2 separate regions of the Homo sapiens genome follow, and region 1 is linked to region 2. A link is a loop called in an ENCODE intact Hi-C map of the cell type or tissue named here. Cell type or tissue: K562. All regions are shown on one strand. Each heading gives the region's core, and the rest is flanking DNA. Links, peaks and the distances in the headings are about the cores only.

Evidence for each region. Hi-C counts contacts between places; a loop is a spot of excess contacts. Peaks named below come from ENCODE experiments on the same cell type or tissue, not always from the same donor. Only the 100,000 strongest peaks of a DNase experiment are listed, where the experiment ranks them.
Region 1: it touches region 2 in a loop (3.0-fold over the local background); 29 of 110 quality-filtered maps call a loop at or near these places.

What each region holds. Positions count from the first base shown.
Region 1 is chrX:129,719,751-129,735,143 of GRCh38, forward strand. LOC124905214 (a long non-coding RNA gene) reads left to right here. Exons shown (of 2, transcript XR_007068327.1): 2 at 8,556-9,139. Among named protein-coding and RNA genes, the nearest start is that of XPNPEP2, 12 kb to the right of the region's middle. In K562, for the core only: a CTCF peak has its summit at 6,811 (motif pointing left); a DNase peak (open chromatin) is centred at 6,801.
Region 2 is chrX:129,648,249-129,663,641 of GRCh38, forward strand. It overlaps APLN (apelin), which reads right to left and starts at 6,708. Exons shown (of 3, transcript NM_017413.5): 1 at 6,316-6,708; 2 at 373-544. The coding sequence starts at 6,382. The coding sequence ends at 378. RefSeq lists enhancers at 1,204-1,705, 1,706-2,205, 5,980-6,039, 7,732-7,821, 7,832-7,891 and silencers at 6,330-6,379, 6,470-6,549. In K562, for the core only: a CTCF peak has its summit at 7,799; no DNase peak of the experiment used is centred there; H3K4me3 peaks cover 1,062 bases; H3K27me3 peaks cover 2,115 bases.

The DNA of each region.
Region 1 (15,393 bases), core at 4,802-8,801, 71 kb after region 2:
AAGTTACTCCATGTTAAACATTATCCTTTCCAGATATTCTCTTTTTTTCCAGGTAAACCCCCTGGGAAGGGGTAGTTGTTCAGTCCCTGACCCCTCAGCATTTCTTAGATGTTTTCCCCATGTGAAGGGGACATAGCTTCGATCCTCTAGGAGTTCTTCCAGGGCAAGGACCTTACCTGTATCATTCTCCCCCACATACCCCACGGCTCCTAGCCCAGTGTCTGGTACAGAGTGGACACTCAGTACAAGTTTGCAGAATAGAATAAAGGAAGCATGGGACCCCCAACTTGACCCAGCCCACGTGAGCCACCAGCACCCCCATCATGGCCAAGGCTGCTAACTGGGGAACTTTGGAGGGTACATGGGGAGGGCAGGTCTCCAGCCACACGCACCTGGGATTGCTGCCCGGGAGGTTTTGCAAACTGGCTCCAGGAATGTTCGGGGCCTCCCATTCCCCACATCCTCCTTTTCAGCCTCACCACGTTCTTAAACAAATTGGCACTGACCCTGGTGACAGACTTGATCATTTCCCTTTGCTTCGTGATTGTGTTAAGTGACTGCCAAAGGCCTGTTCCTGAATAGTCAGCACATTCCTCAGGACGGTGAGTGGGAGCCCATCTGCTCCTGGAGCGCTTCCTTTCCTTTATTGTGCTATTTTGGCCTCAATTTCCCATTTGGACAGGAGCATCTTCCAGCCGGTGGGGAAAGGGAGAGGGTGGAGAGGGGCGCCACAGCCTTCCTTCATTTCTCACTCATATCCCTGGTTTCTCTGGAAATAAATCAACAAATATTATACTACGTGCCTGGCGCTGCTCTTAGCTCTCCACATGTGTCCATGGAGCTAATCCTTACAACACCCACTATGAGGAAGGCACAAATATTACCCCCATTTTCCAGATGAGGGAACAGAGACTGAGAGAGGCCAAGTGACTTGCCCAAGGTCGCACAATATGTGATAGAGCTGGGATTTGAACCTAGACAGGTCTGGCTCTGGAGACTGAGTTCTCACCCATTGGCTCTACCAAGGGTGTGGATTCTTGAGGCTGTGGATCTGGGCCCAATGGTATCTGAGGCCATGGCCCTTTCCCTCTTCACTGTGTGTCAGCAGGTTCTAAAGTCACTTAGATTGAACACAGAATTCCAGCCCGGCGCGGTGGCTCACATCTATAATCCCAGCACTTTGGGAAGTTGAAGTGGGAGGATCACTTGAGACCAGGAGTTCAAGACCAGCCTGAGCAACATAGCAAGACCCCATTATTACAAAAAAAATTTTAAACCGGCCAGGTGTGGTGGCGTGTGCCTGTAGTCTCATCTACTCGGCAGGCTGAGGTGAGAGGATGGCTTGAGCCCAACACTCCAGGCTGGACAACAGAGCAAGACCCTGTCTCTTAAAAATTTTTGAAAGAAAACAGAATTCCTTGCAGATCAGAAAAGGTTATCTTCATACCTTGCCACTGACCCACTCGTTTAATGCAACATTTGAACTCACAGATGCTACACCAATGTGGACTCTACCTTTGGGTTATAAAGGGCTGATATAGTAATGCTAAACAGCTCATTGTGTGCTCTTCTCCATGTACCTTGCCTCATTTATGTCTCACATCAACTCTAAAGTAGGTTGTAGGGAGAAGCTGAGGCTCAAAGATCCCCCAGCCAACCACAGACCCAGCATGTGGGCAATTCATTACTACACTAGATGTTAAACAGCCAGGTAGCTTTTGCTAGGTGTCAGGTGTTGTCTAAACACTCTCCCTCATTGATTCATTCAAGCCTCATAACAATCCCATGAAGTAGGTACTATTATTATCCCTGTCTCTATTTCGCAGATGAGGAAGCCGAGGCACAGAGAGGTCAAGTAACTTGCCTGAGGTCACACAGCCAGAAAGTGGGAGATCTGGGATTTGAACCAAGTCTGTCAGCTTAGACTGTGGGGTTCCTAGTGTATGCTCTTAACCACTGCACTGTGCTACCTCTTGGCACTGAGGCCACCTCTGGGCACTTGAGGTACCATGATACCATAACCCCCTCCATCTCTTCTCCTTGTCTTCCTGCTATTCCAAATTGACTTGGTATTTCCAATAACCATAATTCTCAGAGGTTCTGGAGTTCAAATTACAGCACTGCACTCACTAGCAGGGTGACCTCTGTTTCTTTCTGTACCCCAGTTTCCTAATCTGTAAAGTGGGAGTAATATGGTAATGAGCCCATAGGGTGGTTGTGAGCATGTAGGTCAGGCACAGTGGATTCCGCCATCACCACCACCACCTCCGGTTGCATCTTCTCCAGCCCAGCCCCAGCATCCTGAAGGGGGAAATGGTGCTTCACGCCCTTTCACTTATCAGTCTCACCCTCCGTGTCTGTCTCTTCCTGTCTCAAATGAAAAGCAGCCTTCAGTTAAGATTCCCTAGCCTTTTGAAAACTTGGTGATTACAATTCCTCCCAGGAGGTCAAAGAAACCTATTTCCCTAGCATTCTAAGCAGGAATTCTATTGTCATTTGTTAACTCAAACATGGCCAAGGTGGCCCAGCCCATCTCCTTTCGTCCACACCCATAGGAGACATAGAGAATAGATAACTTGACTGGAACAGATCCCACCAGCACCCCATGGCCAGAGTCCCTGAGAAAGAAATTCACAGCAAGGAAATGCACCAATTGCAAATAATTATTTGGAATCTGATGATTCCTTGCAACGTCAGTGACTGCGAGTGAGCCTCTCCCTCTTGCCGTCTTTACAGAAAATGTTGAGGTACTAGACAGGGAATATAAATTTTCCAGTATCTTTCCCTATGTTCCTAAGTGTCCCTGTCCTATAATTCCAGTCTTGCCTCGTTGCTACTGGTGTCTTATGTCCTCAGCTCAGTGGGGTAGAGCATAGCGCTACCTATAAGCAGGCAGTTAGGATTAGAAAATAAAGTCCCCTTCACTTAGCTCTTCATCCACAAAGCAAGCTCTAACCCTGGCCACTGACTGAGCACTAACCCCAGCCTAGAATGTTCCCTAAACCTGTTCAGAGAATGAGCCTAAACCTTGGTAATGGGCTGCCCTTAGTCTCATTCACAGACTGAGTATATAATTGCAGAGTGAAGAAACTCCAACCTGGAGAGGTAAAGCAACTTGGCCAGCATCACACAGAACCAATTCTCTGTCCCAGCCATATATTGACCCTGAATTTTAGCCACTAAGAACAAGATTTTAAGCGTGTGGGTGTATCAGTGCAAGTGACCTCTACTAGTAAGATTCCAACTCAGACAGGTGAGTGGGCACCACATCTTTGTCTCTGAGGGAGATGCCACTGTTCCAGTCTTCACGGAGTACTGGGGTTATTAAAAAGAATTCTTGCCTAGGGAGAGTGATTTGTATGATGAAAGAAATCAATAAATTGCTGTTGAATGCAGTCCAACCTCACTTATTCAAACTAATTGGAGGTAGCCTTTCAAATTAGTGAACCATCTGTATTGTAGGTTACTTGTAAAGTAATGAAGCTTTATTGTTTTGAATAATTCACAGTAGCTCCAAGTAAGCTAACAAGTTGTAGCCTAATCGAGGTCTTAGGAGACTTGCCTTAATGAAATGAAAAGAATCCTCAGCATCAATCATTTGTATGCAAATGGTCCTACCAAGGAAATGATAAAGTTTGCTGCCTTGAAGTATAGAAACTCAGTGCACAGAGTCCATTTATTCAATTCATTTATGACTTTGTTGAGAGTGGACAAAGTCAAGACAGACAGGGCCCAAGCTATCCCCATTTGGTACTCATGGAGTGTCTTCTAATGAGGTTTTACTGTAAAAGGAAACAATTGGAGAGCAGCAGGTGCAATCCATCCACTGATAAAATAAAAGATGGTTTTGGAATACTGTCACTTCCTTTCATTTTTTTTTCCTAAGAAGACATTAGAAAAAAAAGTTACCAATGTAAGTCAAGTACCTCGGTGCTTTGTCAAAACCCGGAACAAACATTAAGGGGAAAAAAATCTGAAGGTCGAGGAAGGGAAATAAACAAGAAGAGTAAGTAAAGCATGAATCATCCATTACCACCTGATGGCTCCTTAAAAATAAAAATAAAACTATGGAAGGAAATAGAGTCCATGCCACAGTCAGGCATGTTGATAGGGAACCTGGCATGGACTCTTATTTCGCAGAAAGAACTGACCTTTGGCTTCTAATTTGGATTGCCTTTTCCTCAAGGCCTTGCAGAGCACAAGGTTAGACGATGCTCGCCTAGCACCGGTTCCCAATTCTTTCTTGGGCACTATAAGTGGAGCCAAGGAAACAATTTTATTTTCATGCATTTAATTTAATTACCCCACCTTGTTTCCCAAAGACTTTGAGGTGGTTAATGACAATGAAAAAATAATGACAAAATAAAAGCAGAGAATTAGGACCAGGGAAAATATTAATAGAAAGTTTTAAATCAAGAGTTAAAGACCTGAAAGGTCATATAAAGTTGCACTACAGGTTTCTAAAAAGAGGCACAGTTGGGATTCAAACCAGCTCAGTCCAATGGACCACCTTCGGAAGGAGCACAGGATCCCCAGATGGACCTATCTATAAGTGTGATCTTGGGCTAGATACACAACTTCCCTGAGCCAATTTCCTCATCTGAATGATGGACCTAATCAATATTGTCTATTTCACAAGCTGTTATGAGGACTCAACGAAATGGTTTCTTTAAGCCATTGAGCTCCACTGGCTAGCAGAGAACATGTGCTTAATAAATGGTAGCTATGAGAATGGATATGAAGTCTCCCATGATGCAATACAAAGAATTTGCCCATAATGGCATGTCATTTAATCTTCGCACCAGCTCAGGCCTTGGGCCCAGGATCACAGAGAAGGGAGAGCAGAGGAAGGAGGGAGTCCTTGGGGAGGCTTCCTACAGAAGGTGGTACCCCAGTCAGAGCTTCTGTAGGATAGGTAGGATATGAGGAGATGGAACTAAAGGTGAAGAATGAGCTGGAAGTGTATGAGGACAGTAAGAAAACCTACTAAAGCAGATGGCCAGGTAGGAAATGAGGTTATAGAGAAGAGGATAGGGCAGGATGGGCTCATGAACTTGCTTGAATCGGGCCAGATGGTGAAGGAATGTGGATGTCATTTGACAGGAAATGGGGAGTCATTGAAGGATTTTGAGCAGGTTGAGCAGGGGAAGGATGTGACATGTTTGAAGGGATGTTTTCAAAGGTGGAGTCTGTCTGCTGCTCTCTGCTGTGTGCAGGCTGTGGTGGGGGTTGGGAGAAACAGGGACTGGCAGACCAGCTGCAGTGATCCAAGGAAGGGACATGATAAGAGCTCAAGCTAAGGCAACGGTGACGGAGAAGATGGGCGGTTCCCAATTTCAGTTAGAGGCACCTGAGAGGGATGATTTGACTTTCTTTCTAGACTCAAAATTCCATGAGGACAGGGACCATGCTCTCCTGGTTCATCACTGTACCCCTAGGACCTAGCAAAGTGCTTGGCACATAGCAGGCGCCCAGCAAGTGTTTTATGAATGAATGAATAAATGAATGAATGCCTCTATGCAGACAGACACTGAATAAGAATGGTTGCTTGCTCAATAACAAGCAATAGTACAAGGAAAACAAAATAGAGAATTTTTTTAAAGAAAACATTACTTTAACTGACTTTCTTTCACCATCCCTGGACTACAGTAACAATGTGGTATAGGAATGCAACTCAGGAGAAATCTAGAGCTGACTGGGAAAGAAGCCCTTTAAAGCAGAACCTGTATCAGCAGTGACGCTCTATAGGAAGCATGCCAACCATATGTCCCCTGGACAGTTCGCACAGTGTAGAAACATCACAATGCAGGTAAATTATAGATAGGAGAAGAAAAATGGCAGTATTTACCTCACAAAAGGATTAACTGAGCTTCCATTTAAAGTAGCAAACTGCCTTTCTAGTGTACTTAATTTGAGACCAGGACTTGACGTACTGAAACTGGGTTCCATCCAAGACAATATAGAGTAATTGTCTATACTGGTAAGAGCCTTGATTTGGGAGTACAGAAACCTAACCTTTGACCTAGGCAAGTAGCAGAATGTGGTGGTTACATTCACAGGCCGTGGAATTGTGCTGCCTGGATTTGCATCCTGGTGCAACACTGACTGGCTGTTTGGCCTTGGGCAAGTGGCTTAGCCTTTCTGTGCTTCAGTTTCTTCTTCTGTAAAATGTGATGATACAACACCTGATCCTGGTTCATGAGGTTATTGTGAGGATTAAGTGAGGTAATGCATGGAATGTGTTCAGCAATACCTAGAACGTTTCAGTAAATATTGGCTTTCACTCTTAATCCTAACTATATGACCTTAGGCAAGTCACTTCCCCTCTCTGGGCCTTGGTTTCCTCATGAGCCTGAAGCTTCTTTTATTCATACCTTAGGGATGTGGCCCCTACCTGTACTACAAACTCATCATCTATCACACATAAAAGCATCTCCACCCTCTGGGGTCCCCAGTTGATAACTCTGCCCATAGAAGGACCATTGGGATTCCTAGAAATGAGCAAAGGCCCAAATAGACAAGACTAGGATAGATTCACTTTTCTTAGTATACTTTGTAAAAGTTCCAACTCACTCACTCAGCTCCCACTTCTAAATCTTAGCCTCCTCTTTTCCTCCCAAGCAGCCTTACTTCCTTAATCATCTTCATCCCAGGCCCTAAGGGAAAGGATGCTCAAGAGCACTGCTATCCTCTGGACAGCTCCTCTAGCCAAACCCCCATTTGGATCCCAAGTTTTTCCTTTAGGTTTCTCCTCCCCAACCCCAACTCCAACCCAGGGAACTGCAATCGCACCAACCTCTGCTGCCCTCTGCTGTCTAGTTCCAGATGTGCTGGCTCCAGTTGGGCCAGTTATGTCAGCTTCCAAGGACCTGTCAGTTTTTCCAGGCCCTAGCTGCCACTGTGACCTCAGGAATACAACTCAGATGCCCTCTGCAATATCTGTGCTCTCCCTTAATCTGGACAAATGCACAGTCTTTCCTATTCAGACTCGACAGCCAAGCCACATCTGGTGTAGTCCATGAGTTCAGAACTGTTATTTTCAGCAAAGAAAGGAAGCTGCTAGAGCCATCCATACTCTCATCTAAGCCCCCTTCTCAAACATTCTGCAATCATTTATTACGCATTTGCTGTGTGCCAGGCACTGTGCAAAATGCTGAGGATGCATTCTTATTGAATCCTGGCATCAACCTTCCCAGTAGGTAAAATTATTATTATTACTTCCATTTTAAAGATGAAGAATCTGAGACTCAGAAAAGTGAATGTCTTACGCAAGGTCACAGAGCCAATGAATGGCAGAGATGGGGCACAAAAACAGATCTACCTAGCCCCAAAGCTGGTGTTCTTAACCACTGGCCATAGTGTGGAGGGTAGCTTGGAGGGGAAGAGAGTGAAAGCAGACTAATCATTTAGGATCTATGGCAATAGTCCAGGGCAGAAAGCAGAGGAAGTGATGATCTTTAGATACATGTAGGAGGTAGACTTGACAAGACATGGTGTCAAGGCAAGGGGGAGGGAGAGGTCTGCAATGACCCTCAGAATTCTGGCTTGGGCAACTGGGTGGACAGGGACATGTTGGGGCATGGGGGAAATGAAGAGATCCATTTTGCACATATGGAGAAAGAGACATCCAGGTAGGGAAGGTCAGTAGGCAATTTTTTTTTTTTTAATCTTGCTGTGTCGCCAGTCTGGAGTGCAGTGGTGCGATCTCGGCTCACTGCAATCTCCGCCTCCCAGGTTCAAGCAATTATCCTGCCTCAGCCTCCCGAGTAGCTGGGACTACAGGCACATATCACCATGCCCAGCTAATTTTTTGCGTTTTTGTAGAGACGGAGTTTCACCATGTTGGCCAGGATGGTCTTGATCTCCTGACCTCGTGATCCGCCTGCCTTGGCCTCCCAAAGTGCTAGGATTACAGGCATGAGCCACTACGCCCAGCCAGCAATTGGTTTTATGAGTCTAGAGCTCAGGAAAGAGACCTGGGCCAGCACCGACTTGGAGATGGGTGAGAGTGGAGTGTAATTCATCAGAAGAAAAGAGGGCTGAGGCCAGGACATCAATATTTAAGGGGAAGGGAGAATAAAAGAAGTGTAGGAAAAAGACTAAGAAAAAGTAGCCACAGATGTAGGAGAACCAGGAACAATTGTCAAGGAAGTCAAAGAAAAGGAGAGGTTCAATGAGGGAACAGTTCTGCTAAGTTGACTACCACAGAGAAGTCATTAGCCTTAAAATGGCCCTTTAGATTTGGGAAGTAGAAGGCTGTTCTCGTTATCTATTGCCATGTAAAAACAAAACAACAAACAAACAAACAAAAAACCTTAGTGGCTTAAAGCAACACAAATCATGGTATTATCCTATCATCTCTTATGGTTTCTGTGGGTTAGAAATTTGGGGTGGGCAAGGAATCTGGCTCAGGGTCTCACCTATTGTTGCAGCCAGAGAGGGGCTGGAAGCTAGAACATTGGGTGGCGGGGAGCTGGGGGCTGGCCTGGGGCTGGCTGGCCTTCTCTCTCTCTCTTCCTGTGGTCTCAGGGCCTTTCCATGCCACTTCTCTGCAGGGGCTACTCTGAGCTTCCTCACAGCCTGGAGGTCTCCGGGGAGTAGACCTGCTTGTATGGCAACTGAAGACCAAGAGAAAGAGTCCCATGTGCTACAGACAGAATGCTCGTGTGCCTCCGAATTCATATGTTGAAACCCTAATCCCCAATGTGATGGTATTTGAAGATGGGGAAGTTTGGGAGGTGATTAGAGGTCATGAGGGTCGAGCCCACCTGGTGGGATTTGTGCACTTATAAGAAGAGACCAGAGAGCCCCATCTCTGTCTACCCCCTCCCTCCCTCTCTCTCCACCTGTCATATCAGGACATAGCAAGAAGATGGCCATCTGCAAACCAGGAAGAGTGTTCTCACCAGACACCTGATCTGCTAGCACCTTGATCTTGGACTCCTCAGCCTCCAGAACTGTGAAACATAAATGTTCATTGTTCAAGCCACCCCATCTATGGCAATGTGTAACAGCAGCCCAAACTAACTAATACACCATGTTTCTGTACATCAGCAATGAAAAATCCAAAAGGAAATGAAGAAAATAATTCCATTTACAGTAGTACATAAAAGAATAAAATATCTATCAATAAATTTAACCCAGGAAGTGAAAGACTTGTATACAGAAAACTACAAAACATTGCATATAGAAATTAAAGAAGACCTAAATAAATGGAAAGTTCACTTTCACCACCTGCCATTGGTCAAAATACTCATAAAACCCTGCCCAGTTTCAAGGGGAGTGGACAAAGACATCCCCATAACCTGCCATCTCTCAGTAGCGAACACCACAAAGGTCATTAATGCCTCTAGCAAGAGCTCCTTTAGTGGAGTGGTCGGGGCTCAGATCAGACCACTATGGGCGAGGATAGGCATAGACAACTTTACAGAAGGGCATACAATACCTGAATCAATGAAAAGATAAGGTATATTCCAGGATGTTTTTAAAAACTCAGACATTTTCCCCAGATTAATCCAAACATCTAATGCAATATCAATTTGAATCATAACAGGAATTTTTATAGGACTTGATGTGCTGATCCTGAGATCATCTAGAGAAGGAAATATGCAATATGACAGAGAAGTGTTTAAAAAATGGGCAGGAAGTCTTCCACTGCCAGCTATCAAAGCACAACACAAGCTATAGTAATTAAAGCAGTGTAATGTTGGCACCGCGACATAGATCAATGGAACAAAAGAGTCTAGTACAACCCCACGTATATGTGAGACTATAATATGCACTACATAAGGCATTGAAAATCAATGAAGAAAAGATATACTCGTCAATAAATGGTTACGGGACAATTAGTGTCAAATTGGGGGTGGGGGGTTAAGGCACAATATTCTTAAATCTGTACCTCATGTCATATCCAAATACAATTCCCAAATGGATTAATGAGCTAAATACACGTGCACTCACAAAAAAATTATATGAAACTGTGAGAATATATAGGACAGTATTTCCTTGTTAAGTAAGTCACAAGTCCCAGAAATTATAAGAGTATCTTGATAGGTTTTTGGCTACACAAAAAAAATTTCAGTCTCTAAAATTAAAAACAAAGTTAAAAGGGAGAAAATACTTGAGGTATATAAATATTTGTCAAACAGATAAATGAAGAATGCACATAATATATAAAAAGATCTCATTTTTAAGTTAATAAGAAAAAAACAAACAACCCAATGAGAACATGGGCTAATGAAAGGAATGGGTACTCAAAGATGAAGAAAAAAATAAAAGGCAAATAAAACATAAGGAAGCATAGTCAACCTTTACCAGCCAGCAGGTAAACACAAAGCAGCAAGAGACCAATTTTCACCCATAAAATTGGTAAAACCTTAAACCATTGATGTTATCCAGTGTTGAAGACATTGTGGAAACAGCTATTTTATTGGTAGAAGTGTGATTTGCTACAGCTTTTCTTGGAGGGCAGTTTGGCAGAATCTATTGACATGACAAAATTGTACGCTTTTCTACTTCTAGATATGGATCCTAGAGCAATGCTTCATGTGCGTGAATTTTCATGGCCCCTGTTTGTAACAATGCAAAGTCAGAAACAACCTGAAGGTCCATCAATCATGAAATGCAAGCAGGGTAGGGATTTGAGGACAAGGATAAAGGTCTGGAATCTCCCACAAGGGCAACAGAAAATACAGCTGACTCAGGACAGGGAAAAGGATTGCCAAGCAGCACCAAGAGGCCTGCCGAGGTTGGACACCAAAAATTTGGAGTGATCCCAACCAACAGGGTTGGGATATATTCTCCTGTAGAGAAGACAGATGGTTCAAATGCCCTGGGGTTTACTTATTTATTCAATAAAAAGTTATGAATGCCTACTAAGCTCCAGGTAGTGTTCTAGGCCCTGAGATATAACAGTGGACAAACATAAACAAATAGGTACACAATATAATGTCAGGAAAATACTCTGAAGAGGTAATAATACAGAATAGGAAATAAAGAGTGACAGAGGCACTGTTTAAATAATGAGGTCAGGGAAGTCCTCTCTGAAAAGGGGACATCTGAACAGAGGACTGAATGAAGCGAAGGAATGAGCCATGTTGGCATCTGAAAAAAAGAGCATTCCTGTTAGTGGGAATGGTATATGCAATGACCCTGGGATGGGAGCATGCTTTACTTGGGGATGGACATTGGCAGGATACATGGAGTGGAAGCACAAAGGAACAGGAGAGTTAAATGTGCTAGCAAAAGCGAGGTTGGAGTGATGGGTTATGTAGTTTGAGCCAAATAGAGAGGGAAGGGAAACCAAGGGTTGCTGATAAGTGGAGAGGAAGAGCGCAGGGCAAGGAACAGGATGTTTTGGTGAAGTCAAAAATCAGGTGCAGTAAGAGTGAAGGAGAGAAGCACAGGAGGGTGTGTTCGGAGAATGGGGGGTTGGAGTTCAGTATGTCAAAGGACAGTGATCCCAAGCAGTGGCAAGGCCCAAGATGCTACTTTGGTTGTGGGAGGCTGAGGAGGAGTGGAGGAGAAAGGGCCTTGAGCTGAGGAGCTTTGGACTTGAAGAAGGAGGACATTAGATGGGTCATTGACAGGAACCTTGATATGACTCATGGTAATGGCAGACATGCTGCAGAGAGGCAGCCATGAGCTAGTTGCTGTGGTCCTTTCCACGACTGAGGAAGTGTTGAAAGGCAGATGACAGGACCTGTGACAAAGGCAGTAACAGAACTAATAGGGGAAGTCAACCTCGCCAGGAGGTCAAGGAAAGCTTCCAGACCAAATGACATTTGAGGCAAGACTGGAAGGAAGAGGAGTTCACAGAGTAAAGAGAGGAAGGAAGGGTGGGTATTCTGGGTGAAGAGAAATGAACAAAGACCCTGTTGCTAGAGGAGACACTGTAAGAGGGACTCAAAGAATGGCATATGGCTAGAGTGGAGATGGCAAGGAGAGGGGCATAAGATGGCTGAGAAGTAAAGAGATCAGGCTCCTGAAGAGGACAGAAGGTTGGGAGAGTGCCCAAAGACCACCAAATGAAGGGTTGAGTGAAATCAACTAGAACCTTGGTGAGCCCCAGTGGTGCTATCGCCATGCATCCTTATGCAGTGCAAGGCCCCTGAGAGGGCAGCATAGGTTTGTGACATGCCTGGCTGGGCTTTGGACTCAGCCAGGGCTCAGGATCTGACTTAGTCTGTGACCACTGAAGTGAACCAAGCTAACTGGCCTACACGGGGCTCTAGCCAGATCCACTGGGTCTCACTAGCAAAGTTCCTGAACCATAATCACTGATAATGTTTGAATATATGTCTCTTTCAAATCTGATGCTGAAATGTAATCCCCAGTGTTGGAGATGGGGCCTGGGTGGAGGTGTTTGGGTCACGGGGCAGATCCCTCATGGTTTAGTGCTGTCCTCATGATAGTCAGTGAGTTCTCAAGTGATCAGGTTGTTTAAAAGTGTGTGGCATCTCCTTCTCCACTCTCTCTGTTGCTCCTGCTCCTGCCATGTGAGATGCCTATTCCCTCTTTGCCTTCTGCCATGATTGTAAGTTTCCTGAGGCCCTCCCAGAAGCAGATGCCAGCACTATGCTTTCCTGTACAGCCCACAGAACTGTAAGCCAATCAAACCTCTTTTCACTATAAATTATTCAGTCTCAGGTATTTCTTTATAGCAATCCAAGATTGGCCTAATACAGAAAATTGATGCCAAAGAAGTGCAGCATTGCTATAAAGATACCTGAAAATCTGGAAGGGGCTTTGGAACTGGGTAATGGGCAGAAGTTAGAAGAGTTTGGAGGCCTCCAAAAAAAGATAGGAAGATGAGGGAAAGTTTGGAACTTCTTAGACACTAGTTAAATGGTTGTGACCCAAATGCTGTTTGTGATGTAGACGGTGAAGTCCAGGCTGCTGAGGTCTCAGATGGAAATGAGGAACTTATTGGGAACTGGAACAAAGGTCACCTGTATTATACCTTAGCAAAGAACTTGGCTGTATCACATCCATGACCTAGGGATCTGTGGAGTTTTGAACTTCAGATTGATGATTTAGGGTATCTGGTGGAAGAAATTTCTAAGCAGCAAAACATTCAAGAGGTACTAGGCTGATTCTAACAATCTATGCTCAGGTGTGGGAGTAAAGGAATGACTTAATGTTGGAATTTTTATTTAAATGGGAAGCAGAGTGTAAAAGTTTGGAAAATTTGCACCCTCACTATGTGATAGAAAAGAAAAGCCCAATTTCAGGGGATGAATTCAAGCAGACTGTGGGGTAACCACTTGCTAGAGATATTTGCATAACTAAAAAAGACATTTCAGAGATCTAAGAGGCAGCCCCTCCCATCACAGGCTCTGAGGCCAAGGTGGTTTCATGGTCCAGGCCTAGGGCCCTGCTGCCCTGAGCAGCCTCTGGACACTGCTTCTCGCATCCTGGCCACTCCAGCTCCAGCCTTGGCTGAAAGGTCCCCAGATACAGCTCAGGTTGCTGCTTCAGAAAGTGTAAGCTGTACGCCTTGGCAGCTTCTGTCTGGCATTAAGCCTGTAGGTGTGCAAAGTGCAAGAGTGAAGGAGGCTTGGCAGCCTCTGCCTAGATTTCAGAAGATGTATAGGAAATCTGGGTGCCCAGGCAGAGCCTGCTACAGGGGCAGAGCCCTCATGGAAAACCTCTGCTAGGACAGTGCAGAGGGGAAACGTGGGGTTGGAGCCCCCATGTACAGTCTCCACTGAGGGCACTGCCTAGTGGGGCTGTGGGAAGGGGGCCCCGGTCCTCCAAACCTCAGAATGGTAGATCCACCAACAGCTCGCACCCTGCACCTGGAAAAGCCACAGGCACTCAACAACTGTGAAAGCAGCTACAGGTGCCGAACCCAGAAAAGCTACAGGGGCAGAGCTGCCCAAGGCCTTGGGAGCCCACCCCTTGTGTCAGTGTGGCCTGGATGTGAGACCTGGAGTTGAAGGAGATTATTTTGGAGCTTTGACATTTAAAGACTACCCTGCTGGGTTTCAAACTTGCATGGGGCCTGTAGCCCTTTATTTTGCCCAATTTCTCCCTTTTGGAATGAAAATGTTTACTCAATGCCTATCCCCCCCATAGCATCTTGGAAGTAAATAACTTGTTTTTTATTTTACAGGCTCATAGGTTGAAGGAACTCATTTCCAGATGAGACTTTGGACTTTGGAGTTAATGCTGAAATGAGTTAAGACTTTGGGGGACTATTGAGAAGAGAGGACTATATTTTGCAATGTGAAAAGGACATGACATTTGAGGGACCAAGGTGGAATGACGTGCCCCTGCCAAATCTCATGTTGAATTGTAATCCTCAGTGTTGGAATTGGGGTCTGGGGGGGGATGTTTGAGTCATGGGGGTGGATCTCTCATGGTTTGGTGCTGTCTTTGCATTATCAAGTGAGTTCTCACAAGATCTGGTTGTTAGCCTGACCAACATGGTGAAACCCTATCTCAACTAAAAATACAAAAATTAGCGGGGCATGGTGGCATGCGCCTATAATCCCAGCTACTCAGGAGGCTGAGGCAGGAGAATCGCTTGAACCAGGGAGGCAGAGGTTGCAGTGAGCCAAGATCACGCCATTGCACTCCAGCTTGGGTGACAGAGCGAAACTCCGTCTCAAAAAAAAAAAAAAAGTGTATAGCACCTTCCCTTCACTCTCTCTCTTGCTCCCAGTCCTGCCATATGAGATGCCTGTTCCCTCTTTGCCTTCTTCCATGATTGTAAGCTTCCTAAGGCCTCCCCAAAAGCAGATGCCAGCACTATGCTTCCTGTACAGCCTGAAGAACTGTGAACCAATTAAACCTCTTTTCTTTATAAATTACCCAATCTCAAGTATTTCTTTATAGCAATGCAAAATGGTCTAACACAATCACCAACAGATTTCACAAGAAGAAGGAGGAGCCATGGGCAGCTGTGAGCTGCTGAAAAGGAGCTGACCACTGGATCCACCAACCACAGCGAAGGACGTCCAACCCTCGCCCTGAGGACAGAAACTCCCTTCTCTGATGCCTGGCTGTCTGGGTGAGGTCTTGGGCCTCATAGCACCAAAGATCAAATGCCATGAAATGAGCTCTTTCCCCCTGCTGTGTGACCACACCCTACACACACACACACACACACACACACACACACACACACACACACACAGAGGCAGGGTAGCTTTGTATCAAAGCAGGGCAGATGTGATGGATGAGGCACCCAACAGCACCACAGCAGCCTTCTGGGGCTGGAAAATTGCCCTCCATTCAGAGTATTCCTTTCGGGTTAAGGATGGGGAGGCTAGGCCACACAATGGTGGGGTTTTGCATCAACTCCACAAACTTGTGCTGAGCCCACTCTTTGCTGGGCTCTGTCCTGGATAGGACCTGTTCCAGGTCTAAACATTTATAAAAAGCAAG
Region 2 (15,393 bases), core at 5,726-9,725:
CTCTGGCGACAATCTACACTGGACATCTGTAGGTTTGCCCTGGGCACCCCTCCCCAGCCATTAAGGTCCACCAGGATGTCTAGAAATCTCTAAGCAGGCCAGCCTCCCCAACCCCAGGCAGCAGGGTGGAAGGGAGACTGGCCCCAAGTATCAAGCCCCTCTCTAGGCCTCAGACGAGGAGATCGTCTGTAAAATAAAGGGGCTAGACAGCTGCCCCATAAGCTCTCTTGCCAGCTCTAAGCCTCTGTGAGTGTGGCGCCAGGACTGTTTGATGGATGTGTCTGGCCAGTGATGAGCGGCAGGATCACCCGGCTTCTAGGCTGTCCTTCTCCCTCCGCTTTAGCACTGTCCACTGAACAGAGGCTCAAGTACCTGCTTCAGAAAGGCATGGGTCCCTTATGGGAGAGGCGGGGCCGCTGGCGGCGGAATTTCCTCCGACCTCCCTGCCAGGGCCCTGGCCCATTCCTTGACCCTCTGGGCTGCACCAGGTGGCGGACATTGCCGTCTTCCAGCCCATTCCCATCGGGAAGCGGCATCAGGGACCCTGCAGGAAGGAGAAAGCCTGTTAGTGAGGAAGGTTGTTGGAAACGGGCAGGGGCTGCAGACCACAGGCCCGCGGGAGGGGTGGTCTGTCCATGTGGTGGCACTTCTCATAGATTTTCTTTGTTTCTTTTTTTCATATTGAGGGAAAATTTGCCATTTCTGCACTGTCCTGGGACAAACGGAACCTACTACTCACATCTTGCCATTGATGTAGCTGACTTTCTGTCCTTTTGACAGTTATATCATGTTTCTGACAGGCACAAGTGGGTTCTTTCTTTGGAACGTCATTGGGGGGTGTGCACTTTGGGTTGTCACGCCTGTACTTGGCTGGGGGGCAGGAGGCAGTAATCACCACGGCACCCCTGCAACTGGTACACTTCAAACATTTCAGACATATGACATTACAATGACCCTCCCACCGCCATGGACCCATCACCCAGATTCAACAGTTATCCAGATGGAGTCACATATGCTTTAGTTATCCCTTTTCTATTTTCCTTGACTGCAGTATTTTAAAGCAAATCCCGAACATCACGTCATTGTACTCCTACATCCTTTGATATGCAGGATGACCCACTTGTGAGTACTAGGGAGCTCATATCTCGCCCCTGGGTGTCTCATCGGTGGTTAGGCATCTCTAGGGCGCCAAGTCCTCCCAGTGGATGGGGCTGGGCCAGGCGGGTTAAGGGGGAGAGGTCTCTGACTCAGCCTGCCTCATGCTGTGACCAGATTTAGAGACCTGAGACCAGATTTAGAGACCAATAAATATTGCATGAATATTTGAGAATGAATAAATGAAACAATGGTCACCTTCAGCAGCATGTCTGTGCACCAGGAGGGGGGTGGGCTGTTGCAGTTGGTACCTCCCCACCAATGCCCTACCTCCTGAAATTCCCAGATCACACCCTGCATCCTGTGTCTCATGTAAATTCCTTCCATTTCAATCCCAGCTGGCTTCTATTCTGCACTCTGGGGCTCCTCTTTACATCTGTCCACATCTGTCAGGAGGCTTAGAGTAGAGGCCTCCTGACACCAGACTGAGCCCTGACAATGGAATCCAAGTGGTGCAGGGTATCCTTGGGTGCAGTGAGGGAAAAGGCATGCAGGCCGACTCTCGTGAAGCCTGCAGTCCATGCAGGGAAGCTGAGCTGCCACCCCCAAGACAAGCCTGGCTGGTGGTGGCAGGCAGTGTGTGGAGATGAGATGGTGCTGGGGAAGAGGCAGCCAGGCAGGGTACTTGTGCAATGTCCAGTACAGGCCTGTGCAGATACAGCATCTGAGGCCAGAGATAATGAATAACAGTCTCTCTCCCCCTGCACACCATCTGATTTGCCTGCATCTAGATCCCTGTCCCTCGAGCCCCATTGCCATCTACCCAGGAATTCCCACCACTTGCTCACAGTTTCCATAGAGCCTCCCATTGGCTGCTCACACCCCAATCATACCCCTGGCAGCTCCCCCTTCCCCTCTGCCTCTGCCTCCAACATCCCCACGCTCTGTTCCTTCCTTGGCTCCTTGGTTTTTGTGAGTCCTCCTCTGCTTGCACACAATTTCCAAGTGTTCAGCCTCCTCTTGGGCCAAAAGTGGGTGGGTTTGGCCTTAGGGCCCTCTTCCCCCAGGCTTCTGAGCCTGCAGTTCTCCCCACTCACACCCAGACATACCCACCCCCTCCACACACACACACATAAACACATATTCTCCAAGCCTGCACCCTCCTTCCCTCTTTCCCCAAGAAAAATTGCCAGGCCCATGAGGACCCCGCTGTTGACTTGGGTCATTTGGTTAACTAGCCACACTTCCGTGCCAACTTATCCCTTAAATTCATAACCTATGAGAATTAAAAGAAGAATTATCTTAGCACTTTGGAGCAGTAAGTATGGATGGAACAAGGGGGCTGCTTCTGTCTGACTGTCATAGAGCTACCCTCTTGGCGCCATCTGTGAGGGGGCTGGGGCTGGAGAGGGAAAGGAAGGAAAGACCTTCACTAAGCTCCCCACTGCAGCTGCTTCAGCCTCTGCCTTGAGTTCTGGGGTCCCCACAAGGCTCACCCTGATCACTGAGGGCGGATCTGAATGATGCTGATAAGGAGCAGGGGAAGGACCTAGGGGCCTTGTGAAGTGAACCAAGTCAACACTTGGCTCTCACCTCTGCACCTTCGACTGCTGGGGGTGCAGAAGGGATGGGGCAGTGGTGCAGGCCATTGTAGCTCAGGGTGGTGGCAGACATGGAGAAGAGAAGCATGGTGCCAGGAGGGGGAGGGCATCATCTCCAGGTGCTCAGATTGTGAGTGTCTGGCAGTCAGAAAGGGAGGGCTAGAGGCCATATGTCAGGATGGGGAGCAGGGTTGGTGGCTCTGGCCAGGAAGATGTCTAGACTCTAGGTCTGCAGAGAAGAACCACTCTGAGCTGACTGAACCCCCAGCCGGGCCCTGGAGAGCAGCCCCAGGCTTCTTGCATCCCTCCCATTGCGTTGGGGACTCATTGTCCTCAGCATCACCGAGATCTGCTGGCTCCTCCCGCACTCTGAGCCCGTCACCCACCTGTTTCCTACTTTTGATTCTGAGTCTGGCTCACCATCAGATAAGCTGACATCTGAAACCCTGGCTTTATGCTGTCCAAAGGAACAAATTAGAGGCTGTTGATTCTCATCACTGCAGAAGTCTTGACTGTAAAAAAGAATTCCCCTTTAGAAATGGAGGCCAGCCCTAATGCACTTAAATATTTTCTTCCAGCTCATTTGCTACGTAAAAGGAGGCTGGAGCAATCCTCCAAACAATCTCGAGCCTAGAGAGATTGGAGCCATTGCCTGCTGAAGTGCCATCAGCCACGAAGCTACAACATCTCCACGCTGAGAACCACAGTCAGGGGGAGGACAGGATTTGACTTTCATGCTATCTGAACTCCAACCCTGCCAATGCACAAAGAGGTACTTGCGACTTTTCAGGAACATGCCAGTCTCATCAGGAATGACGCACCTGTTTTTCCTCTCTCAGTCTGGCCTGTCTTGTGATGACTTTAAAAGCCCAAACGTATGCTCCGGTGGGGACCCTGCTGGCAATGCCCCTCCACTGCTCTGTGGTCCTGCATGTGTCTCTTTGTCTGCCCAGCCCCCCATCCCAGTCGCCTTCTCCAGGGCCCTGTGCTGTCTCCAGTGCCAGCTTTGCTGCCCTGGGATACATCATGCTCTGTCTGGTGGCCCTCTGCTTCCCTTGCCTTAGTTCTTTGCGAGGAGAGGCCTGGCTCAGGTTACACGGGTGCTTAGTGCTGAGGACTGGGGATGGAGTAGAGATGCCCTTCCCTGAGCAGGAGGGGTACAGTAGGCTCTCCTCACACTCCCACTGTGACTGCAGGCTTTGAGCTGGGCCTGCGGAGGGGGAGGAGAAGGGGAAAAAGAGGGGTGCTCAGAGACCGAGGGACACTTGGCCCTGGACCAGGAGTTCTCAGACTCACAAGAGCAAAGTGTATCCCAGGTCAGGAGGCAGTGGAGGAGTGTACGTGGTGGTAGCGGGGTGATGAGAGGCAGCGTGGAGAGGGGTCGGGGGTGGACATTTCAAGTCAGGACAGACTGTGGAGAGGAGGAAGTGTGGTTTTCAGGCTGGAACTTTGACTGGGGACTCTGGCTGGGGACAGCATGCCAGTCCGGGCCAAGGACAAAGTGGTTCTGGGATTCCTGCTTCTAACCCAGGACAGGAGCCAGCGGGAGCAGGACATGTGTACCTGGACCCTTGGCTGGTGGCCACTTCCAGGGACATGCCCTTCCTTGGCTCCAGGAGAAGTCAGGGAGTAGAGAAGTCAGTGAGAGCCCTGAAAGTTTCCAGCACGAGGCTTGAGCAAAATGTGAGGGCAACGAATTTATCCAAATCACAGTGGACAGATGACCTAATGAAGACGGGGGAATTAAAGCACGAAGTGGCAGGCTCTGGACCAGCCACATGGTGTTCGGGCATCCTGGCTGACTTCCCTTCCCTTGAAACCAGCTCTCTCCCCTTTGCTAGTACTGTCCCAATGGCTGGGACCCAGGAGGGTCTGAGTGGTTGTCTATTGGCCAGGGGTCTCCCCACAGCCTCTGGGGGGAGCACCAAGTGTGCAGATCCAGGAGCCCTACCTTCCTCTGGAACACTCTCTGCACCCAGTCTTCTTCTTCCCTGAAGGCACCACCCTGGACTATTTGCCTGTGGTGGTATTGTGCAAGTGTCATGCCTTGCCAATGACACCAGATGGTAGGCTCCCTGAGGATAGGCTGGTATGGTGTATCATTCGTATCTTACATTCGTATCTTTTGCTCCCTCTGTTACCTGCCTGACAGGAGTTTCTGTGGAAAAAGCCTACCCACTTCTTACTGTGGTGGTGGCTCACTTCGTGTTCAGGTCTTGAATAGAGAAATCACCGGCCAGCTACCTGGAGGCAGGAGGTGCCAGCCCCAACCACTGCACCTTTCTGAGAAGCCAGGCAGTGTTCCCAGAGCCACAGCAGGGCCAAAAAGCAAGAGCAGAGAAAGGAGGTGGCCTGCGATGAGAGGCAGGCAGAGCTGGCTGGGCCCCTCGGAGGCTCCTGGGCTGCATGCCATCCTCCTGTTCTGGAGGGTTTGGAACCACTTAGGGCCCTGTGCCCTTGCCCCAGGAAACTCACTGCCCTGCCTTCTCCTTCTTTCTGCTCCCACCTCCCTGTGACTCCAGCCATGGTCCTGGCGTTAGTCCACCTGGTCTTGGCCTTCCCCTTGTGTGGTGCCAGGCAGGCAGCAATGACAGCCAGATCATAGGACTGTGGCAGCTGGAGGTGGGAGCTGGCAGCCCCAGGAGACATTGACACAGAGGACAGGCAGCCTGGGATGGGGCTGCTGGGGCGTGGTTGGGGACCAGGCTAGGGGCGGACATGGGCACTAGTGCCAAGTATTGGCAGGTGAGGGCAAAAGGACTCCCCTTTCCTGAGCTGCAGGGAGGGGTCGGGTCAGGTGCTGTGCTTCCTCCTTTGGTGCCTAGCGGCAGGGAGACTAAAGTGAAGCATGTCCGTGCCTGGGACAGAAAGGAAGGCTGGAGCCAGGATGTAAGAGAACCAAGTCTCTGGGGGTGGGATGGAGGCTATGGGGAGGGCATCCTGTGCAGGGGAGGAGACCAGCCAGGACCTTGGGGTTAGGGAGGAGAAGACCAGCCCAGCCCGGCTGGGCCCGGCCCTGCCTGGGGGAGGCTGCCTCTGCTCACACATGCAGGCCGAAAGGAGCAACAGCTGGGCTCCATGCCGCCACCCCCTCCGCGCACTCCTGCCTATGCAACAAGTGTCACGTCTGCATGTTGGCACATCATCCCCGGTTTCCCGCGCCCCTGGACTGGCGGGAGGCTCCCAGCCTTCAGGGACCAGAAGACGTTCAACATGGGAGCCCAGCCCACTCGACTCTGGTCAGTTCCTTCCATCGATCCACGAGGGAGCGGGCATGTCCCCCGCCTCCACCTCTACCACGCGGGGTGCAGGGCGTGGGACACGCGGCGCACACCTGTGGTCCTGAGCTCCTGGGACTGCGAGCGACGGTTAGGAGGGACAAGGTGACGGGCAGGTGATGCCAAAGGCCGAGTTGAGCCCCGCAAAAGAAGCAGTCCTTGTGGCCAGCCGCCCCATGGCTCGGGGCGCTCTGTCAATCTGCTGCCTGGCGCTGGCCGGCGCGTGGCTGCTACTGCACGGCTCGCGCCGGGCTCCCCGGGAGGCGGGGAGAGTGCGAATAGGGCGGAGGGAAAGGAGCACGCCGGCTGCAGCCCGGGCGAGCGGGAGGGCGCGCACTCACCTCCACACACCGCGGTCAAGGAGAGCCAGAGCAGCAGGAGCGCCTGCACGCAGAGCCGCAGATTCATGCTGCTCCTTGGGCCGCCGCGGCCCCGGCGAGCCGGCGCGGGGGAGGAGAGGTCGGGCGCCCGGAGGCCAAGAAAGGCGCGAGCCGCGGCTGGCGCGTGCGGGCGCAGAGCTCGGGAGGCTCCCCGGCCGCTGAGTGTGCGCGCTGAGCCCCGCCGCTCCCGCTGGCCGCCTCCGCTCTTCTGCAGCCTCCTCTCCCGCCGCGGGGCAGCGCCGCGAAGCTGGCCTCGGCGGCTCCGGGAGCGGCAGCGGCGAGCTCTTTCTTAGCGGCTGGCTGCTCGGCCGCGGCTGCAACTGCCCGTGACCCCGGCTGCCAGAGAGAATGCTCCCCGCTCACTCCAGGGGCTGCATTTTGTAGCTTGTGGCTTGGCCGCGAGCCCACTTGGTCATGTGGTCATCGGGAGGGCTAGAGGGGGGGCAGGAAGAGGGAGAGGGAGCGAGCCTCCCGCACCGCCCCCCTCCAGGCACGCACTCTGCAGCCCCAGCCCGAGCGTGAGCGCGAGAGGGAACCCCGAGGTGGCCCCACAACAAAGGCTGCGCGGCCTCTCTGACAACCTACAACCGCTCCCCGGACAATGCCCGCCTGGCCGGGGGCCAGAGGGTTTGCAGAGACCTGAAGGATTTCAAACACAGGAAGCATTTGGGGCGGTGGAGGGGCACACTTAACCCTTTCTCACCTTGCTTCCTTAACAGCTGTCAGGAAACCTGGGCGCTTAGGGAAGGACTCAGTCTGGGTTGCCTTCACTCACGCCCTCTACCTCTGACCCTGGTCCTTGCCCTTGCCGCTGGCCAGCTTCAAGGGTTTGGTCAAGACAACCAAACACTGGCCCTCCTCTCTCCTCTGCATTTTCAACTGGCTTTGAATTGGGGGTGACTGCCTAGGCTTGTGCCCAAGGCTTGATTAATTGCCCAGGCCCCTCATGTTCCCTGCATCCCCCAGGAGGCACCCTCTACCTGGAATGCCCCCACCCCACCCTTCCGTGAGCAATTCATTCTTTGCAGCAGCACCTCAAATCCCATCGCATCCAGAAGCCTTCTCAGGATAACACTAATCCAGCAGGGGCCGCCCATCAGCTCCTCCCCACTGTTGGGACATGGGACAGCTCCTATGGTCTACCCTTTCTTGTTCCCTGGAGCTGTCCTCATTCTAGTTCCCCATCAACGTAAGAGGCAGGTGGTTTACCCAACTCCACACAGTCAAGGCTGGATTCATTTTGCGTGTACTTGCGATTCCGCTTTAGAAGCGGGTCCTGAAGTTGTTTGCCTTTCCAGACTCGATTGTTAGCTGCTTCTATAGCTTGGGAGCTCCCAAGGCATGGGGCTGCTTCCCTCATTGGACTGGGAACCCCCTAAGGTAGGATACTGTCTTCTCACTCTTCTGGATCTCTCCAAAGTCCCCAATATCTTGCTCTGCACATAGGTGGCACTCAACACATATTAAAAGACTGAATCGAAAGGTGTCTCCACCTTTCAGCAAGCCAGGCAGTTTGCTTGAAGTGTTAAGTCCAGATTTACACAAAAGATACATTGGACAGGGTGCGTGTGTGCCATAAAAGACATGAGAGACCATGGCATATTTAAAATATCTTTGAAATGTTGCAAAAATCCTATATATACACAATGTATTTATTATCAGTCTCTCTCCACCAGAAGGGTTACCTCCACAAGGGAGGGATCTTTGCTTTGTTCACAGCTGTGTCCCCAGACCTAGAACAGTACCTGCGACATGACTGGTACTCAATACATAATTTTGAATATATAAATGAAATTTTCAAAAACATCTTTACTGCCTAAATTCAGGTAGCAGGAAGGGAATAAGATAAGGTTCTCATTAATAGCCTATGGCCCATTAACCACACTCAAGTAAAAAAAAAAAGCATGTGAAGCATGGCACCCCTCTTCATCCTTGAGACCCAGGATATGAGTAGCAGACATGGGTAGCAGGAGACCATTCTCCCTTCACTGTTCCCCTGGAAAGAGTTTGCTTTCTTTCTCTTTTCTTTTTCTTTTTTTCTTTTTTCTTTCTTTCTTCTTTTTTTTTTTTTTTTTTTTGAGACCGAGTTTTGCTCTGTCGCTCAAGCTGGAGTGCAATACCCTATCTCAGCTCACTGCAACCTCCGCCTCCCAGGTTCAAGCGATTCTCCTGCCTCAGCCTCCTGAGTAGCTGGGATTACAGGCATGCGCCACCATGCCCGACTAATTTTGTATTTTTAGTAGAGACGGGGTTTCACCAGGTTGGTCAGGCTGGTCTCGAACTCCTGACCTCAGATGATCCACCCGCCTCGGCCTCCCAAAGTGTTGGGATTACAGGCGTTAGCCACCACGCCTGGATGGAAAGCATTTTCTAACCAGGAGGAGAAACACCTGGCTTCTAGTCTCCACCCTCATTTGCTGTAGGGCCTTGCCATCATCACCTAAACTTACTGGGGTTCATGGAGGTGATAATCTCTGCTCTACCCACTTCAAAGTTGTTATGGGATTAAGTGAGATAATGTGCCTGAAGGTACCGTGCAAATTAAGAATAAGCTCTTGCAGGGTTGTTTTTAGGAAACTTGGTGCTCCAATCCTTGATTGGGCAAGCCCATGCACACCCAAATAAGTGTCCCCCATAACTAGGTTAATAGAAGCCTTCATATTTAATTGCACCTTTACTAGGGTGTGTATGGCATATTGCTAAGTGGTTGGAACACATAGCGCTTTCTAATACAATAGCCACTAATCATATTTCCAATGAAGTTTAAAATTCAGTTCCTCAGTTCCACTGGCCACGCTTCAATTGCCTATATGTGGCTAGTGGCTACTGTATTGGACAGCACAGAATAGAATCTTCAATCACTGCAGAAAGTTCTATTGGTTAGAGCATTCATTCATTCTTCTTTTTTCTATAATCCATTTTCCCACCCTACCTAGCCTTCAAAATGTACAAGGTGAGGGGAAAAAAAGCATAAAAGCAAACCAATAGAAATTCAAGCCAAGCTGAAGGCATGCGTTTAGAGTAAGATTTAAAGATCTGACACTTGGGAGAATCATTTTTTAATTGAATCCTTCTCTTCATTTAACCAAATTACATCCATTTTTTTTTAGAGGCAGGGTCTTGCTCTGTTACCCTAGGCTGAAGTGCAGTAGTGCAATCACAGCCCAATGCAGGCTCAAACTTCTAGGCTCAAGTGATCCTCCCACCTCAGCCTCCCAAGTAGCTGGGACTACAGACATGCACCACCATACCAGGCTAATTTTTAAATTTATTTATATTTTTTGTAGAGACTGAGTCTTACTATGTTTCTCAGGCTGGTCTTAAACTCCTGGTCTCAAGCAATCCTCCCATCTCGGCCTCCCAAAGTGCTGGGATTACAAGTGTGAGTCACCATGCCTGGCCACATCTGTTTTCGTAGTCCCAGATCCAAGATTTCATCTTTCTTTCTCAGGACACCCTTGCCCACAGTGACTTTGCCCTCTCCATAACAGCTATGGCTGTACCTGTCATTGGTAGGTCCTCTCACAGTGCATCAGGAACACTTTTGCATCTGCACACTGTGCTCTACGGGCCTGCTGTAATTCTGCAGAGAGGACCCATCACCACCATATCCATTCAGGGGTCAAGGCCCATGAGGCAAGGAACGCAGCTCTGATTGCCCACTCTGAACCCCTTGTAGGCTCCCAGATATCTTAATATCAGATTGAAATGACCAGTTTTCGAATATCTGTATCTATTTGCCAGACTTTAAGGTCACTGCTGTGATAGCACCTAGCACAATGCCTGGCACATAATTGATACTTCATAACTGCCTGTCAGGTGAGCAACTGTCGGCCCAACACTGTGCTGTCTTTTGTTCAGGATACTATTGAATGAATATCAGCAGGATAAATGTTTTAAGGCATAAGTCTCCAATCCCTGGGCCATGGACCACTATGGCTCCCTGTTCTATTAGGAACCAGGCCTCACAGCAGGAGGTGAGCAGCAGATGGGCCAGCGAAGCATCATCTGTATTTACAGCCGCTCTCCATTGCTCCCATTACCACCTGAGCTCCACCTTCTGTCAGATCAGCAGTGGCGTTACATTGTCATAGGAGCACGAACCCTATTGTAAACTGCATGTGTGAGGGATCTAGGTTGCATGTTCTTTATGAGAATCTAATGCCTGATGATCTGTCACTGTCTCTCATCACCCCCAGATGGGACCATCTAGTTGTAGGAAAACAAACTCAGGGCTCCCACTGATTCTACATTGTGGTGAGTTGTAGCATTATTTCATTATATATTACAAAAAAAAAATAGAAATAAAGTGCACAATAAATATAATGCACTTGAGTCATCCTGAAACCATCCCTCCTAACCCTAGTCCATGGAAAAGTTGTCTTTCATGAAACCAATCCCTGATGCCAAAAATGTGGGGACCACTGTTTCAAGGTATTTCTCTGGAGATGGGAAGGAGGTACATGAAACTGTCCACACTCTCCTGCCCTGAGGCAGCAAGTAGCTGTAAAATTTCTGGAAATGTTGCTGCATTTGGGGCTCAGGACCTGTGGTCAGCAGCAAGACTCAGTTTCCAGTCAAGGTGAGGGACAATCCTGGGGGCAAGGGTAGGACTCAGTGCATTGTTGGGGACAGAAGTGAGATAGCTGACCTATGTGAGTTCAAAGTGTGACTTGCCCCCCTCATCAGAGCTATCCACATGCTATTCAGTTCTGCTTATTGTCCTATGTCACCACCAGCCACTGCTGTTCAGTTGACTCATCCACGTCTCTTGTGGGTTAAAGTGAACAGTGTGAGGCATTAAAAAGAACTCAGCTTTTGGAGTTTCACATAACTGAATTCAAATCCTGCCCCTCAACCCCATTCGTTAGCTGTGTGACCTTGGGCAAGTTATTCAGCTTCTCTGAGGCTCAGTTTTTTCCTCTGTTAAATGAGGATAATAATGGTACCTAATTTTTTAAGTGCTAAGGTTTGAATGTATGTGTCCCTCCAAAATTCATATGTTTAATTTTTTTGTTTTTGTTTTTGGAGATGGAGTTTCACTCTTGTTGCCCAGGCTATAGTGCAATGGTACGATCTTGGCTCACCGTAACCTCTGCCTCCCGGGTTCAAGTGATTCCCCTGCCTCAGCCTCCAGAGTAGCTGGGATTACACGCATGTGCCACCACATCCGGCTAATTTTTTATATTTTTAGTAGAGATGGGGTTTCTCCATGTTGGTCAGGCTGGTCTCAAACTCCTGACCTCAGGTGATCCCCCCGCCTTGGCCTCCCAAAGTGCTGTGATTACAGGCGTGAGCCACCACGCCTGGCCTCATATGTTGAAATTAAAAGCCCAAGGTGATGTGTTAAGAGGAAGGGCCTTTTGAGATTGATTAAGTCATGAGGGTTCCACCCTCATGAATTAATTAGTGCTCTTATAAAAGAAGTTGGAAGGGGCACCCTAGTTCCCTTTTTGCCCTTCTGTCCCTTATGTCATATGAGGACACAGTGTTTGAACGCTCCAGAGGAAGCAGCATTCAAGACACCATCTAGTAAGCACAGACTGGGCCCTCATCAGACACAGAAACTGCCAGCACCTTGATCTCAGACTTCCCAGCCTCCAGAACTGTAAGAAATAAATTTGGATTATTTATAATTATCCAGTCTCGAGTATTCTGTTATAGCAACAGGAATGGACAAAGACATTATGGTTGGGAGATTAAATGAGATAATGTGTGTAAAATACTTAGCACAGTCCCCTGCTCATTGGATGTTAGTTTTCTCCTCTTCCTGACCTGCTTCTCCCCCCACCTTTGGGTCTATCCTCTGGCCTTCTGAAACTGATCAGGAAGAAAGGGCTCTGATATGGTTTGGATCTGTGTCCCCACCAAATCTCCTGTAGAATTATAATCCCAAGTGTTGGAGGTGGTGTCTGGTGGGAGGTGACTGGATCATGGGGGCAGAGTTCTCATGAGACTGGGTAATTTATAAAGAAAAGAGTTTTAATTGACTCACGGTTCCACATGGCTGGGGAGGCCTCAGGAGACTTGCAATTATGGTGGAAGCCAAAGGGGAAGCCAGGCACATCTTACAAGGCAGCAGGAGAAAGAGAGAGGGAGGGGGAACTGCCAAACACTTTTAAACCATCAGATCTTATGAGAACTCACTCACTATCATGAGAACAGCATGGGGGAAACGACCCCATGATCAAATCACCTCCCACCAGGTCCCTCCCTCAACATGTGGGGATTACAATTCAAGATGAGATTTGGGTGGGGACACAGAACCAAACTATATCACTGCCTAACCTCAAAGCCCACACTCTTTCCTCACTGAACATCAAGAAGCAGTTTCTCGGGAGGCTGAGGCCGGGGAATGGCGTGAACCCAGGAGGCGGAGCTTGCAGTGAGCCGAGATCGCGCCACTGCACTCCAGACTGGGTGACAGAGTGAGACTCTGTCTCCAAAAAAAAAAAAGAAGCAGTTTCTCACTTTTTGGGTCCACCTATCACTTTATTTGAACTTCTAGCACCTAACTCATACTGTCTTGAATTAGGAAGCCATGAAGTACATAGTGGTTAAGCACATGGGTTCTAGAATAAGGCAGCTCTGTCTCTTACTACATAGGTAACTTTGAGCAAATTATTAACCTTTCTGAGCCTTAGGTGCCTCATCAGAAAAAAGGGCTAGCACCTAGCTCCCATTGTTACTGAAAGGATTAAAAGAATCAATACCTATAAAGTACTCGGCACTGAGTTTGGTTCTTATAGTAAGGGAAGCATTGTGTAAATGTTACATATTCCCATGGGTATTTGTATATATCTCTGACTTATATGAGATAGTAACACTATGTCTTATTCGTTTTTATATTCTCACCAGCAGTGCTGTTGCCCAAAGCAAATACTCAATAAATGTTTGTTGAATGAAAGAAGGAATTGTATATTCTTGTTAATAATTGCTCTAGGTTTATGATCCATATCAAGTGTCTCTATTTGGGCAAAATCATCACAACTTGTCCAACTGGTTCTTAGATGGGTCAACACTAACAGCTAACAGACATACACAAAGATGTGACCATCTTCCCTCTCCTCATTGTGTAGTAGTTGTTTTTACTGGATCAATGCAAAAAGTGGAGTGGGGAGAGGACATCTGAAGAAGGATGACCCTGGCCAGCAATCAGAGAGATTTCATAACAGCAAGAGCCCCAACCCCCTCATTATGCAGATGGAGAAACTGAGGTCCAGAAAGGAAAAGTGACTTACCCAAAGCTACACAGAAAGCTGGTGGCAAAGTCAGGACGGAGCCTAGGTTCAACTAAATCCCAACTCCTATTTTTCCTTCTGTGTCTTCCCAGCATAGAAGTAGCGCTCACTGGCCAAGCAGTCCCCTAGCTGGCTGCATAGGCACAACAAAATGACTGTGGTTAGGCACAGGATTCTCATTCCATAGGCCAGCGCTTTTGGAGCATCTCAGAATGAGTCTTCCCATTGTCACTCATCTAATTTGTTCCTTAAGACATAAGCTAAATTAATGAGCAAAAGAAGTTCAGTAGCAGCAACATCGGGAAAAAGTATTTAAGAAGAACTTCAAAGCTTACCCTGCCTCTGAAGCTACTTAACAGGAACTTGGGGGAAAAAAGCATGGGCCAGCTGCTAGTTGATGCCTCACTAACTAGCTTCATGACAAATTATCTTTGCTCAGTTAACCACCACAAGAGAACATGAATTTTTCACTCTCTCATTACTGAGTATTTGTCTTTCTGATACTAACGGCTAGAGTTGAGCTTTCTAACTCATCTATAACCACCAGAGCAGCCAGCACAATGCTTGCCATAGAGTAGTAGATGCTTAAGCCATATTCATGGGTTCACTTTCCCATTCTGGGTGTGAGACCATTTAAATCAGAGACATGATGTTCATTATGTGAAACTTAGCCTGGAACTTATTCTGTGAATCAAAAGATCCTAATAATCATTTTGAGGGAATAATCTCTTTGTTGGACTTTGCTGGGGTTTCTTCTTCAGCTAACTGTGTGATTCTTGTCTTGATGTCCAATACCTCTTAATTCTGATCACCAGCTAGGTCCTAAGCCTGGCCACAGACCGAGATCTTGTCTTTCACACTTGCCCTCTTCCCAAGCACACAGAGTCAAATACTAACCATCACACGGTATCAGGTTTGCAAAAATTAGAGAAGTAGCCATTTTGCAGCATAACCACATTATCTCTATTCACATCTCAAGTGTTTAATACTATATTCAAGTCACTACATGCTAATTCCTTCCATGGGACACCTTTCAGCCACTGCCACATGGGCTCCAACTGCCCTGGAAATGCTTATTCCATTTCTCTGTTTCTTCCAACTTCTTTGCAAACTACATACCTTCTCAGATCGTCTGATATATTCAAGGAACACCAGGGGTTCCCACAGATACGCCTTCCTTGACACAACACCCAAGTTCCTGAAAAATGTTGTCAGTGGAATTCAGATAATCAGCTATATTTCAAATGTCTTTGAAGGGTTCACAGTTTATTAGCTGAATAAGTCCTAAGAGAGATTCTCTGAGGTGAAGAACTGTTCCTCTGTTCCTGCCCCCAGCCCAGCCCAGCTCCACAGAATTACCCCCTTTTCCCTACATCCTGCTTCATTCCTTCTGATCCTCTCCCATAGCCACACAGGTCCCCATTCCTCCTGTTTGTCTTTCAGAGCAGTTTCATTTCCTCTGCATATCCTCTATGACGTCTCCCAGGAGCCTCCATCCTTCCTCTCCCCTACGGTCTATAAATACCCTGGTCTCCCAGGGGAGGCATGTGAATTCCTTCCTTACGCAGCAAGGCCCTGTGAGTTAGGATAGCCACTCCCAAAGGAGCAGGTTTATCTCCAAAGTCCATTGAACCTTTCTTCCTCTTGCTTTGCTGGTTAATATTATCTGGGCTTATATCATGTAAGATATTATATGTCTCAAATCTGGCACCTTTGTTTGCAGAGCCAGGGCAAAGACTGTTGAGGACACGGTATTGAGTCTATGACCAGTTCCGTTATGGGCTTAGAGTTCTGGGAT